Regions from separate parts of the Homo sapiens genome. Here region 1 is linked to region 2. A link is a contact called in ENCODE Hi-C or POLR2A ChIA-PET data. All regions are on one chromosome and are shown on one strand. The core of a region is the stretch at or near the end of the contact, and the rest is flanking DNA. Distances in the headings are between cores, read along the strand shown.

Region 1 (7,035 bases), core at 3,072-5,571, 57 kb after region 2:
TTCCATTCCTCTTCAGAAATAATCGCTTTCCATTTAAAAAGTAATAATTCAATTTAGAAAGAATCAAAATATAAAGTAGAGAAAAAATCTCACATATTCCTATCATGCAAATATGACTAAAGTTAACATTTTGGTCTCTTCCTCCCAGTCCTTGAATATGTATCAGTAGTATACATAACACATTAACCTAGAGAGTAATCATAGTGTATGTGCTATTTTGTGCTTTTCTACCATAACCTAAGCACTAATCTGTGCCATAATATGTCATCATTATCATAGTTTTATTTATTTTTATTATTTTTAATTTTGAGATGGAGTCTCGTTCTGTCACCAGGCTGGAGTGCAGTGGTGTGATCTCGGCTCACTGCAACCGCCGCCTCCTAAGTTCAAGTGATTCTCCTGCCTCAGCCTCCCGAGTAGCTGGGACTACAGGCATGTGCCACCATGCCCAGCTAATTTTTGTATTTTTAGTAGAGACGGGGTCTCACTATGTTGGCCAGAATGGTCTCGATCTCTTGACCTCATGATCCGCCCACCTTGGCCTCCCAGAGTGCGGGGATTACAGCTGTGAGCCACCGCACCTGGCTATCATAGTTTTAAAGGTTGAATAATATTCTAAGTAGATAATGTACCATGATTTACTTATTTAGGGTTTGTTATTAATAGCAAATTAAAAAATTCCTAGGTCAAAATGCATGACCTGTGTTACAACTCCTATTATATATATGGTTTTCTGGAAGGTCAATATTGATTTTGGCATATATAGACTGGGCTTCTCTGGGTTGTTGTAAAAGTTCTATGTCATTGAACTACAGAAAGAGGGTGAGGGGATTTCTAACAATTAGGGCCAGTGTTTTCTTCACCTCTAAACCGCATCCCCATCCTAGTGTCTGCTTGGCTTTGCAACACCATCCTTATCCTGAGAGCTTTGTTGATGCCTGGGGATATTCAGAAATTTTCGACTTGGAACCCTTCCAAGACATTTGCTATTTTATTCTCTATTTGTTTTTCTTAAGCAACTAACTAAATAAGAATAACATTTCAACCTCTTTCTACTCCCCACAGCATTTTTTCCTGCCTGCACCACCTCTGCCTACAGTTTAACCATGGGGTTGCTTCTTATATTTTAAAGCTAAATACAAAAGCACAGTTCTGAGAAGCAGCCAAGTTCTGCAGCCAAGTTTGAAGAATAAAACTTTAAAACAGCTCTTCTGTCACACACTTGAGAGGGGAGGCAGGCTTTGCTATAAATAAGTCACATTCCATTTCTATCTCATCCTTTGCAGTCCTCTTGGGTAATGCTTTTTGTATATGACTACAGTGTTCTCGAACTGCCCACTCACCCCTTTCAACCTTCCATTTTGTGCCTCACTTTATTTAAATGTTCAATAGTTTTGGAGTTTAGGGACCCTGCATGAAAGGAGTAGACCTTTCCTTTCATTCTTCAGGCTTAGATGTAATGAGATTCAGTGGCTAACTTATTAGAAACTATACTTTCTCTTTGTCTGTAACGTTTTCAGCAGCTGCCTGGATTAGTTTCCTATTGCTGCCATAACAAATTGCCACAAATGTAATGGCTTAAAACAAGGCCAGGCACAGTGGTGCATGCCTGTAATTCCAGCACTTTGGGAGGCTGAGATGGGATTGCTTGAGCTCAGGAGTTCAAGACCAGCCTGGCCAACATGATGAGACCCCATCTCTATTTAAAAAAAAAAAAATACAAAAGTTGTCTGGGTGTGGTGGCGTGCACCTGTAATCCCAACTACTCAGGAGGCTGAAGTGGGAGGATCACCTGAGCCTGGGGAGCTCAAGGCTGCAGTGAGCCATGATCGTGCCACCGCATTGCAACCTGGGTGACAGAGTGAGACCCTGTCTCAAAAAACAAAAAACCAAGAAACCCCACAAATGCATTTTCTTATAATTCTAGAAATCAGGAGTGAAAAATGATTTGGCAGAGCTGCATGCCCTCAGGGGGCTCTAGGAGAATTCATTTCCTCCCCTTTTCCAGCTTCTAGAGGCTGCCTACATTCCCTAAGTCATAGCCCCACATCAGTCCCACCTCTACTCTTGGCATCATATCTCCTTCTCCAACTCTGACCTTCCTTTCTCTCTCTTATAGGACCCCCGGTGATTACATGGAGCCCACACACATAATCCAGGGGTACCTCCCCATCTCAGAGTCCTTAACTTAGTCCCACCTGCAGAGTCTCTTTTGCCAAGTCAAATAACATATTTATAGGTTTGTGGGATTAGGGTGTGGACATCTTTGGAGGGCCGTTATTCTACTTATCACACTGTCTTAGAAAAGGAAAGGAAAATAATTTTGGAATTTTTGTCTTTTTCATAGCTAGGGAGGAGGTACGCTGAAGTTTTGTTTTTCCTTCCTGTATTTGTGATGGTTGATATGTGGCAATCTAAACTAAGTCTGGGATGTCTGTTTGTATTGGCTGAAGTTCATTGGAGGGCAGAAAAGAGGAGAGTTTCAGAGACTGGCAGTGAGGATGGGAGGGTGGCTTAAAGACCTTCACAACCTGCTCACTGGGTGCTCCTGTTAGGCCCCACAAACAAGCCCATGCCATCGAGGAGAAGTGACCAAGCAGATACATTCAAAATGAATAAAAGGAAGACCTCATTTACTGTAGTCCCATCCAGTGTGGCTTCCTTATAGGACTATTTGTCTCTAATTATTTTATTTATTTTTTATTTTTTCAGAGAGAGTCTCACTCTGTTCCCCAGGCTGGAGTGTAATGGTGTGATCTTGGCTCACTCAGCCTTGACCTCTGGGGCTTGATCCTCCCGTCTCAGCCTTCCCATAGCTGGGACTACAGGCATGCACCACCACACCTGGCTAATTTTTAAACTTTTTTGTAGAGACAGGGTCTCACTGTGCTGCCCAGGCTGGGCTTGAACTCCTGGGCTCAAGTATATCCTCCCTCCTCAGCCTCCCAACATGCTGAGATTACAGATGTGAGCCACCATGCTTGAACTATATTTTAAAAAAATATTAATTATGATACTAAACAATACAGTGAATAAATAACCTTCTCATGACTGTCCATCTGGCATAGTAGAAGACTTTATGTGCTTTTTTCAAACAATGAGAGAAAGTGCTGGCATATCGCACTTCCCTTAGCTTGAGAGACATGTGCCAATCTGCTTGTTGACTCTGCCAAGGCCTCTCTTTCCGTCATTTTCCATGTTCTGGTCAGGATTTGTGACATATAGTGGCTGACAAAAGGCACACAAGTGATAGTGTTGGTGGCCAATCTGCCAGGGAAGAGTCTGACCCTGGGCGCTAATGTGACTCAAGGTAGATGAGCCCTTCGAGGAGCTAGTCAAGGAAACAGATGATAAAGTCTAACTATCAGTGAGCGAGCAGGGGGTGAGCATTTTCTTTCTGAAGGGAGTTATTACTGTCATTAACTTCATTGCGTTGCTGGGAAGGAGGGGTCAGTAGTTGAAACAAAAGTCTCCTATGGCTGATGACATGTTACAACTTTAGGACAGTTGTCAGCAAGCAACTTGCTGTTGGGCCTAATCTGTCCCCATGCCTTTGATCCCTTGAGCCTCAGGATGGTTTCTACATTTTGCAATGGTTGAAAAACTTTAAAAGAGAAGCCATATTTTGTGACATGTGAACATTATGTGAAATTCAAATTTCAGTATCTGTATATCAAGTTTTATTGAAACACAGCCACATCATTTGTTTATGAATTATCTATGGCTTTTTTTTTTGAGCTACCACGGAGGAGTTGAGTGGTTGTGACAGAGACTGTCCGTATGACCGGTGAAGCCTAAAATATTTACTAACTGGCTTTTTACAGAGAAGTTTGCAGCTTCTGTTTTCGGAGATTTGAAAGAGACTGAAAAAGCATCGGCAAATGTCCTTGTTGGGACAATATTTCCATAGGAACCAAGACCCAGTGATTCCATGTGGTGCTGATTTATTTCCAGGAACCCATGGAGGGTCTAACTGGGGAGGGGGTATACAAGATAAATTAGAAACAAGTGCACATTCCTGTACTACAAAAAATATACAAGACCTGCCATTCACCCCTCAAATAATATGTTTCCTTTCCTGAGGGGTCACATAATTTATGCCAGTACATTATTGATGAGATTTTTGTTTGTTTTTTTAAAATAAAAAACAGGCATATTGAGCTGCTGGAAGTGTTGAGCTGGCTGTTCTGAAATATCCCACTAGGATATTCCACTTGCTGGCTGGCTACCTCCATCTCAGATGCAATGTCCAAATGGCTGTCAATTTCTGCAGGACCCACTTTGTGCCAGGCATTGGGCCAGTGCTTTGGGCACGTGAATTGCTCACACTGAGAGCACTGCTGTAAAATCATTGTTATTCCCATGCCGCATATGAAGAAAGGAGCTTACACTGGGTAAACCCATGCCTGGGCCTCCCCTGTAAGTGGGAATCCCGAGTTGCAGGTCAGGCTGTCTCTTCTTCACAGACCATGCTCTTTCACAAGACCTGGAAGGAACAAGACAACCACCTGGGGAGCTGCTTACTTCTGATCTTTCCTCTGGGATGCCAGGGCTATCACAACCTCATAGGCAAGATACTCTAATCACTGAGTTATGGTGTTCGGTGATAATATCGACTTCCATTTTTATAATTTCTTCTAGCACTCTGCATCCTGCATGTTATATTTGTAAAAGGCCTGTGAAAAACATAAGGCAGACATATCTATTTCTGCTTTGTAAATGAGGAAACTGAAGCTCAGGGGTAAAGAGGCCTTTCTAGGCTCAACCAGCTTTTAGTGGCAGAGCCAGACCTCTTGACCTGGGGTCTGGTGCCTGTACACTACTTCCCATGGGCCAGGTCTTTGGGAATAGAGCTGCGTCACTCACACTTACCTTAGCAGAGGCTGTGATAGACTCTAAGCCGTATGGTTTTTAGTTTATCCTCAGTGAACCTCAGGTCATCAACTGACCTCCAGAGACGAATTTCACGTTGTAGATGGTTTTTTTTGTTGGCATTACTTTACAACTGTGACTCTGCTGAATGCACTGTACCTTTCTCTTTCCTATTACCACATCCATTGCTTGAGTTTCAGTCCTGTCTTAGTCCATTTTGTGTTGCTGTAAAGGAGTACCAGACACTGGGTATAAAGAAAAGAGGATTTATAAAGAAAAGAGGGTTATTTAGCTCACAGTTCTGCAGGTGTACAAGAAGCATGGCACCGGCATCAACATGTCAGAGAAGGTCAAAGGAGAAGTGAGTACGTGTGAAGAGACACCATACCCAAAGGGCATCCTGGCTTTACATAATAATAAACCAACCTAATCCCATCTCGCCAGAGTGAGAACAGCAGCCCAGCACGAAGTCATTCATGAGGGTTCTACGCCTATAACTCAAACACCTTCCCCTAGGCCCCACCTTCTGACACCACCACAGTGGGGAGCAAATTTCAACATGAGATTTGATGGGGACAAAAAATCCCATTATCCAAACCATAGCAAGCCCCAATCCAAACCAAAAGCAGATCCCCATTCGTGGTTCCCCTTTCCACATGGTTCCAAATGAGGAAGGGCAAAATTCATGTGTTCTGCTCAGTAAAAGGTTGAAAAGTTATTGGGAAACACATCTTCCAAGGTTTGTGTCCTTTGGGACATGGGAATATGTTATTAACCAGGACAGCTGCTCACAGCTGCACAGGGATGTACTGAAACAGCTCATTTTAAGCAAATTTTAAGTAGTGGAGAGGATCATTCCTGGGCACATTTCACAAGCATTCTGTCTTGGTTTTACCCCAATCTCTGCATATTCCTTCTTCGTCTTCATTCCCGGGGCAGCTTCTTCTGCCCACCCCGTGAAACTTTGGCCCATTCTTTTCTGTATGCTGTCCAGGGGCCATCTCCTCCTCTCTACATGCTGCATTGAGGATCCCCAAATTGCTATCCTCTCTCCAAACTCCAAATGCCTATATCCAGCTACCAAAAAGACATCTCTGTTTGAATCTTCCTCACTTACCACAAACATAACAGGTAGAACATAGCTTATTTCTTGCCCTGCCAAAACTGTTCTCCTTCTGAGCTTCAGTGCTTGGTGTAGCATCCTCCACATAGTTGGCATCGGAGGCAGAACCTGAACCTGATTCTCTTTGACAGGCCTAATCACTCACCACTCTACGCAATATGAAAATGACATGCCATGTGAATCCAATGCCATGTAAAAAAAGATAACATTTTCTGTTTGTCTCCCTAGGATATTGTAAATGCTTGGCACCAAGTAGGTGATAAATAAATGTGAAGGACAAACCTGTTGATTAAGCGTTCCTGAGACATATCCTTTATCTTTCTCAGATGAGATTCTCTGCCACATAGCTTATCCCTGTATTGGGTGGATTGTGTAACTCTGAGGTTCAAACATTGGGTATTGCCTCTAAACCTTGCACAGTTATTTATCTCAGAACTATTGAGTTTGGCGGCTGTCCACATCATGTAACAATTCTGCTGTTACCTTCCTTTCCTTGTTTTCTTCCTTCCCTCTCTCCTCATCTTCCACATTCCTATCTGTGAGAGAGGATGAGAAAAAAACAGACAAGAAGACAAACCAATATTTCTCTCACCAATGAAAAATACCTTTCCGTTCTGTTTTTACCATTAAATGTGGTATTTGCCCTCTGTGTCTCAATTAAAACAGGTTATTTCCTTCTTAGTTTCTTCTTTTATATTTTTTTTCTTGTTTCAGAAATGGTTCATGTTAATTGTAAAAGAAAAATTCCGAAATTATAGATAAGCCAAAGAAATAAATAAAACATGTAACAACCCCCTGCTCAGAGAGTTGTGGTTAACTTTTGAAGTACCTACTTCCATGCTTCTTTTCTAGGTACATATTTTAACAGAAATAGAGACTTACTGTACTTGCTGTTGGGAAGCTTCTTTTCACATAATAGATTGAGAATATTTTCTTGTGACAGTCAATATTCCTCTAGACCAGCAATTGGATCACTTTGTTTAAAGGGCCACATAGTAACTATTTTAGGCTTTGTGGGACTTACTGTCTCTTTCAGCTAA
Region 2 (7,420 bases), core at 2,179-4,678:
TGTTATAATAAATTACAAAAGCTATAAAAATAATTCAAAGAGCTCCCTTTCCATCTTCTGAGGGTAAGTTGCAGATGTGATGCCCCTTTACCACTTCATATTTCAGTTTCTCCTTCCTAAAAACAAGAACACTCTACTACATACCTTGAGTACAACATCAGGAAAATAACAATGATCCATTTTAATCCATTGAATCCACAGAATCCACTGATTGTGCCACAAAAGTCATTTATAGGTTTTGGATCCCATTCAAGATCACATGCTGCATTTAGTTGTCTCATCTCTTTAGCATCCTTCAATCTGAAACCATCTTTACTATCATAGTCTTGACATTTTTAAAGAATACAGGCCAGTTATTTGATTTTTCTTTCAATTTGCATTTGTCTGATGTTTTATCCTAACTTACATATTTATGCATAAGAAGTGACACTACATTCTCAGCATATCATATCAGGATGCTGCACAAGGCTGATTTGTCCCATCACTGGTTTTCATTTATGTAAAATTTTACCAGTCGATTAAGATGATACCTCCCAAGTATTACAGCTGCATGTTAATAAGTATGCTGTACTTATTAATAATTAATGATGTATTAATGAACATTTTTAGAGATATGCTTTGAGACTATGTAAATATCCTGTTCCTCATCAAACTTTTACCCACCAATTTTAGCATTTATTGATGATTCTGGCCTGAATCAATTATTAAGATGGTGGTTGCCAAATGGTGGTTTTCTAATTCTATCTTTTCTTCTTCATTTATTAGTCGCATTCTACTATAGAGTTCCCTTCTCTGTTTCTATCAGCATGGACTCATGGACTCTTATTTTACTCAAAGGGTTAAATTTGTCATTAACTATTTTACTCCTTAAATAGTTCAAGATTTGGCCAACAGGAACCCCTTCAAGCTGACTTCTGTCTTCTTTTGACATGTCTCCATAATTCTTTAAGTATTTTCTCATTTCCTTGCACAACAAATTATTCTAGTTTCATCCACTATACCAAGGAACTGTGGTTCCTTTCAGTGGAGGATGGTATTAAGAAACCAAGGTCTGAGTGTTAGGTGTGTTCATTGCTACTGGGGTGCCATTGCTTTTAGGCCTTCTCAGTCGACAAACCTAGGAAATATATCACCATATACACACACATATACACTTATATTTTTCTGTCTATCTATCTATAATCTCTTTGGATCCAAAATCATTTTACACCTTCATCTCCAACTTCAAGGCACATAGCTAGATCTCTTGCCTTTCTGTATTGGTAATTCCCTTCTCCAGCAGTGAGATGACTGGCTCCAATTTTCTTAATGTATTTACTTCTTTGCTCAATTCCCTAGCACATAAACCAATCTCTTGGCCATGTCAGCAAAAAATGTGTCCTGTCTCTATTACATACATATATATATAAAATACCCCCCACATACATACACATACATATGAAATCAGATATTTTATGTATAAGAAACCATACTACATAGATATATCAGGAATCCCATATAATACACAAAATGTATCAATATGAAAATACATATCTAATTCCTATAAATATCTGATTTCACATATTTTTTTTTAAAGAGAAGTACACAGTAAGGCTTTCTTCTGATGAGCCTGGAGCCTGCTGTTTATACTTCCACAGTATTATTCCTTCATGCTGTACTTGGCCCTCAAGGAGCTGCTAGCCTCAGAAATGCAGAGTTCCCACTGGGTGTGGTGGCTCAAGTCTGTAATCCCAGCACTTTGGGTGGCCAAGGCGGGTGGATCATCTGAGGTCAGGAATTTGAGACCAGCTTGGCCAACATGGTGAAACCCCATCTCTACTGAAAACACACAAAAAATTAGCTGGCAGGCACCTGTAATCCCAGCTACTTGGGAGGCTGAGGCAGGAGAATCGCTTGAACCTGGGAGGCGGAGGTTGCAGTGAGCGAAGATTGCACCACCACACTCCAGCCTGGGCAACAAGAAGGAAACTACGTCTCAAAAAAAAAAAAAAAAAAAAAAAAAAAAAAAAAAAAAAAAGCAGAGCTCCTCAAAGCGGAAGTTTCCCTAGTTGCTACCTTTCGCTCCATGTACAGCCTATTCTTTAACTGTGACAAACGGCCACAGCCAGCTCCACAACCGGCTTGAGCCAAGTATTGAGCCTGAGGAAAGAAAGATTTTATATTTCAGCTTTAATAAACAACTGGGACATCTGTTACAATTCTATTTTCCTCACTAGGCTGGGTATGGTTTCTCTTGGTTGCAGGTTTCCCCCCACCCCCCGCCTTTCTGTGTACTAAGCCTACCATAACACACATGTCTGCTTGTGTGTTATCCCATTCGACGTGAAGGCTTCAGGGCAGAGACTGCTTCCTTTATTATCCATTTCTAATGTTAGAAGAGGGTCTAACACAGAGCAGGTGCTATTTGTCTATTGAAGGAAAGAATGAATACATCCATTAATCAATGTAGAATGGCGGGAAAAGACACAATTTGGGAAGGAGACTTTACTCTTTAACTTCTGGACCCATGTGAATGAGGAGTCCAGGTCATCCATCGTTAAAGGCATTTAGGTATTTTATTTCAAGTATTTTTCCCCTTTTCTGGTGACATACTACAATTCAGGACTAAATCTCAAATTTATTCTTGATATTGATAGCATTGATATTGCACACAAATCCCACGGTTACCGTCCAGCACTAGTGATCTTGTCCTATTTCCACCTGCAGCTTTTTGAATCTAAGTACACATCGCATTTCAAAACTCCCACGTTAAAGAAAGGCATCAGTTCAAGTTACTTTCTCATTTTCTGTCTTCGACTTTTTTCTGCTTCCCCCAAGAATATCTGAGAGTTACTTTTCTCGAAAGTTCTTTTGTAGTGTTCCAGATAGGAATCATCCTGTAATATTCCAAATGCAGCGTGTGGTGTGCATGTTGAATACATAAAAATGACGAGGTTAGGAACAATATCGCTGACGGTCGCGGTGTCCCGTTTTAATTTAGAGGGCGCCAGCAACACGTCAGTGAGGGAGATTCAGAAGCCGCCGGGCACCTCACCCCGGGCCGGGAATCCCTAAGAGAACCTTGACGCCGCTGAAGTTTCCGGACCGGGCCAGTTTGGAATTGACGAAAGCAGCCTCCGCCCGGTCGAGCCAGTCTCTCGGTTTTCTCGGCGGCTTCTTGAGGATGAGGCATTTCTAGGTTTTCTCCTCCTCGAGCAAATCACGGTCTGCGCCTTCCGCGGCTCTGGGAACAGGTGAGCCGTGCGGCGGCGCCCGCGGGACGCGCTCAGGTGCCGGTCCCCGCCCGCCGGCCCCTCCCTGCAGCACGCGGTCCGGGCCCAGGTGCCGGGGCCCAGGTGCCGGCGCCCAGGTGCGCGGGGCACGGGGCTGCAGCTCCGCTCGGCATCCGACAGCGGGCGCCGCTGCAGCAGCTCGCGGGCCGCGGAGCTGAACGGCTTCGCGAGTTGGGGCAGCTCCTCGCGCTCGGCCCTGCTCGGCGGCGAGAGCTCCGCCTGGGCGCCGCGTTCCTACAGCCGCCGGAGCCGCCAGGCGCCGAGGGAACGGACAGACCTCCGCGCACCCTTGCCGACCGGGGCGGGCAGAGGCGGGCAAGCGGCGAACGCCTGGGAGCGCGGAGAGCCAGGCCAGCCCGGAGCGCGCCGGGGACACCCTGTGCGCCCCGAGTCCCGGCACCATGCGACCCGCCGCGCGTCCTCGCGGGCCCGGGGCTTCGCTCTTCGCTCGCTGAGCCCCTGCGCTCGCCACCACGGAAACTCGGAAAGAGGAGGCGAGGCTGTGGGGAGCGGCGCGGAGACGGACTAGACTTCCCCTCCGCCCCCAAGAGGCTGCCGGTCCCCGGTTCCCTGGGCTTCTCCAGCTTTATCATGAACCTGGCGCAAGGTTGGCTTTAGGAAAAATTCTGGAGCCAGAGGGAGAGTCAAGGCAATTCTTTGGTTGCTAAGGTAATTGTAGTTGTGATAAAAAATGGGCAAGAAACAAATGGGGGAAAAACATGGTTTAAAACAGTATCCTCCCTCCCCACCCCATTAATATGTGTTGATTTCATCTCCTGGGTGTGGGTGCTTGTCCATTTCAGATGCGTGACAGGTGCCCGTGTGTGTGTGTCTGCAGTTTGGGACTGTGGAAGCACGAGCTTACATAAGTGGTTAGGCAAGCTGGCGTGTGGACTTGTGTGGGATGGGTGCAGGTCTGCATATAAATCATGTTCCTGGGTTTCTGGGTGTGAAGCGCACACCGACGGGGACGAGAGCGCAGAGGATGGCGCTTTTAGATACTTCCAGTCTTCCGATGTTGTGATCGCAGGTAGGGCAGCTTTGCCTCTAATCAGGCGTTCATTAACTTTTTCCCTGAACAAGCTCGCCCATTTGTGGTTTGGAAGAAAAGAAAGCGAGTCTCCGCGGTGAGGTGTGGAGGGCAGGGGCGGGTGGGGAGGTTTGTTGTTTGGGAACTGCGCTAGCAAAGGAAGCGGTGGCTATTCGCTTGGAGAGGATGACAAATGAACTGGTTGCGTGAGGAGTGAAGAGACCGTGTTTACAGTCACCAGCAGGCTGCGTAAAGAAGTGGCCCAGTGAGACAGGGAAAGTGACCCAGAAAATTTAGTTTTGTTCAGAATGAAAGCTGCTGTATTTCATTTTTGTTTCTTAATTTGACGGAGTAGGAACGTTATTTTCCTTCTCTGTCATTGAGACCAGTAGCATTTCTATGTTACAAACTGAAGATATTTGGGGTCTCGTCGGCTTGGGATTATCAATGCTTGGGAGGTGAGTTCTGATCAATACCTTTAACAACCCCAAAGAAAAACGCAAAAATAATCAAGTTTAGGTAAAACTTCCACTGGACTTTCTTTCCAGGGAGGGTGAGAGATGGAAGAACTGGGCTTGTAAGTATCAAAATGGAGTTAGAGAATGAGCTACAAGTTTGTGTGTGTATGGTCTGTCAAAAAGTGTTAAGACTGAAAGGAAACTGTTAGGTTTAGTTAAATGTGTTGACAACACGGCTCTTACATATCAATTTTCATAGGCAAATAGGTAATTACATAGAGTGGGAACTGGGACTATGGTGGGAAACTTTCTGTAAGATGTATATTCTTTATTCTTAATTTATCACTTTTTCAATGGGTGGGACTACTCTGTGAAGGAAAGTAGAGGGCTGAGGGACATTTGGTGAGACTCTTGAGAGAGAAACCTTTGCAAGCCAAATCTCGCATGCTATAGATGATAAATTCTAAGTTCTTTGATATTGTACCACTCTTAAGCTAAATTGTCCTGTAAATATGATCTCATGCACCATAAACTATATATATGTAGAGAGAGTCTATTCCCAATAACTCATCCTTTCCTGAAAGAGTCTGCAAGTTCTATAAATGTCAGCTGTTGGGAGGTATTGTGATGAAGGAGAGAGGCCACCAGTGTTTCCTTTTATATATTTATTCTGGCAGATCTTAACTTTACTTCTGATTTTCTTTAAGGAATTTCAGTTAACATTCACTGAATTTATATTGCTGAGAGTTTCAGTAAAACAAGACTAGATTTTCTTTGAAGCAATAAATTCATCTTATCAAGTGAAACATTATGACAATGCTTTTGTGGCAGAAATGTTTATTTAAATGAGTCCATTTTAATTATTTATTTATTTTTGACTTGCAGAATAAGATCTGCAACATAGATGTTTTTGAAGTAAGTAGACGTTTCTTGAGAAAGAAAAATAAATTTAGGTTACTGTGGACAATTTGCCAGTAATTTTGGATGTCTCTTTGTCTACAGGGACATAATTTTGTGTGAAAGTAGAATCATTCCATTTCTTATGTCTCTCATCTTCTCCCATGCATTTTATCCCCTGAACTCCTAAGACTTTGCCAGGAATTGCTGAACATTCTGTTTCGTGCCAGGGGTTAAATATCAGGGGATGGAATAAGGAGCTGTGTGTCACATAAACATTTTTCAAAAGGATGCTGTCAGAGATCTCAATACCGGGATTAATTTTTCCTTTAGCTTTGCAGTTAGCTTGTCTTAATTGGTATTGCTCTGAACCTAGGAATGCATTTAACCTCTTCATTTTCAGTTTCCAGCTGGAAGGAATATATTTACCAAATTTCATCTTCTTTGTAACATATGGCATGATATAAATAATTACTATACACACACTATCCTGCTGTAAGGAAAGAAATAGAATTACAAAATCAACTTTCGTGTTGAGTGATATGGATATAATATTTCAAAAAACAATTTTAACTTTTCCCCTGATTCCAAAAGTAATATTTAGCTATTGAAACAGTTCAGGAAAATACAAAGAAAAAAATAAAGGTTATCCATAATCTGCTAGGGAGAGGGAGCCACTGTTAACATATCTTTAACTGTATATTCTTCCAAATATTATTCTAGTCAATTATTTCTACCCAGTCCCCCTCCCCCACACATTTTTATAAATATAAAATATAGCTTGGAAATATAACTTGGAAATGTGTTAAAGGCTTGGGAATTTACTGCTTGTTTACAGAATGATTTTGATCAGATATTAGTTTTTACTGGTGGTCCTTATTTTCAAAAAGAGTAGGTTCTTTCTTTTTCTGTTCTTTGAAAACAAGTGTTTGCACTTTGGGCTGGTAATGCTTGGGGCTTCCTTTTGAATTTAGGGATTAAAGCATCAGAAAAGAAGTAGAAAGGTCATTGGCCATTGTGGGTGGGAGACCTGAGTTCTGGTTGCAGTTACTCCAACTTCTCCTGTGGCCTCTGGGCCTCTGTTTCCCTAAAGGGCAAAAGGTACTTTTAGATTTAACTAATTAAGCTAATGACGTATTTATTGCTTTGACATGAGAATGATCTTTGAAGAGGGCTTATTCAAACACAGAAACACCTGGGGGTCATCCTGGGAGTCTCTGATTGATTCTGTCTGAGATGGGGCCCGAGAAGGTACATATCTAACAAGTCCCTGGATGATGCTGACTGCTGGTTTGGTGACAGTGAAAACTAGAGGGTTAAGTGTACTAGGGTTCTCTTAGAGGGACAGAACTAATAGGATATATATATATATATATATATATATGTACATATATATCATATATACATATATGCTATATATATGCTATACATGATATATATACATATGATATATGTACATATACCATATATCTATAAAGGGGAGTTTATTAAGTATTAACTTACATGGTCCCAAGGTCCCACAATAGGCTGGCTGTAAGCTGAGGAGCAAGGAGAGCCAGTCCAAGTCTCAAAACTAAAGAAATTGGAGTCAGATGTTTGAGGGCAGGAAGCATCCAGCATGGGAGAAAGATGTAGGGTGGGAGGCTAGGCTCATTTCTCCTTTTCATGTTTTTCTGCCTCCTTTATATTCGCTGGAAGCTGATTAGGTTGTGCCCACCAGATTAAGGGTGGATCTGCCTTCCACAGCCCACTGACACAAATGT

What was found. Hi-C counts contacts between places; a loop is a spot of excess contacts on that map. ChIA-PET counts read pairs that join two places held with the same protein, here RNA polymerase II (POLR2A). Pooled maps may share reads with other maps.
Region 1: a map of Right ventricle myocardium inferior shows a loop between it and region 2 (14-fold over the local background). The contact joins the enhancer-like site here to the promoter of RGS6 in region 2. A Hi-C loop is called at or near these places in 4 of 168 maps with a recorded cell type or tissue (Right ventricle myocardium inferior, cardiac septum and heart left ventricle) and 9 of 50 pooled maps. POLR2A ChIA-PET finds 5 or more read pairs at or near these places in 3 of 52 experiments (AG04450, RWPE1 and T-cell).

The regions. Positions count from the first base shown.
Region 1 is chr14:71,984,835-71,991,869 of GRCh38, forward strand. All of the region lies in intron 2 of RGS6 (regulator of G protein signaling 6), which reads left to right. Among named protein-coding and RNA genes, the nearest start is that of RGS6, 56 kb to the left of the region's middle. Within about 2 kb of position 4,322, at least 2 of the 41 ENCODE cell types and tissues checked have a DNase peak (open chromatin) inside an H3K27ac peak, as active enhancers do.
Region 2 is chr14:71,929,001-71,936,420 of GRCh38, forward strand. It overlaps RGS6 (regulator of G protein signaling 6), which reads left to right and starts at 3,429. Exons shown (of 18, transcript NM_001204424.2): 1 at 3,429-3,941. LOC124903404 (translation initiation factor IF-2-like) reads left to right here and starts at 2,926. Exons shown (of 2, transcript XM_047432046.1): 1 at 2,926-3,025; 2 at 3,169-3,890. The coding sequence starts at 2,926. The coding sequence ends at 3,890. RefSeq lists silencers at 3,218-3,497, 3,518-3,677.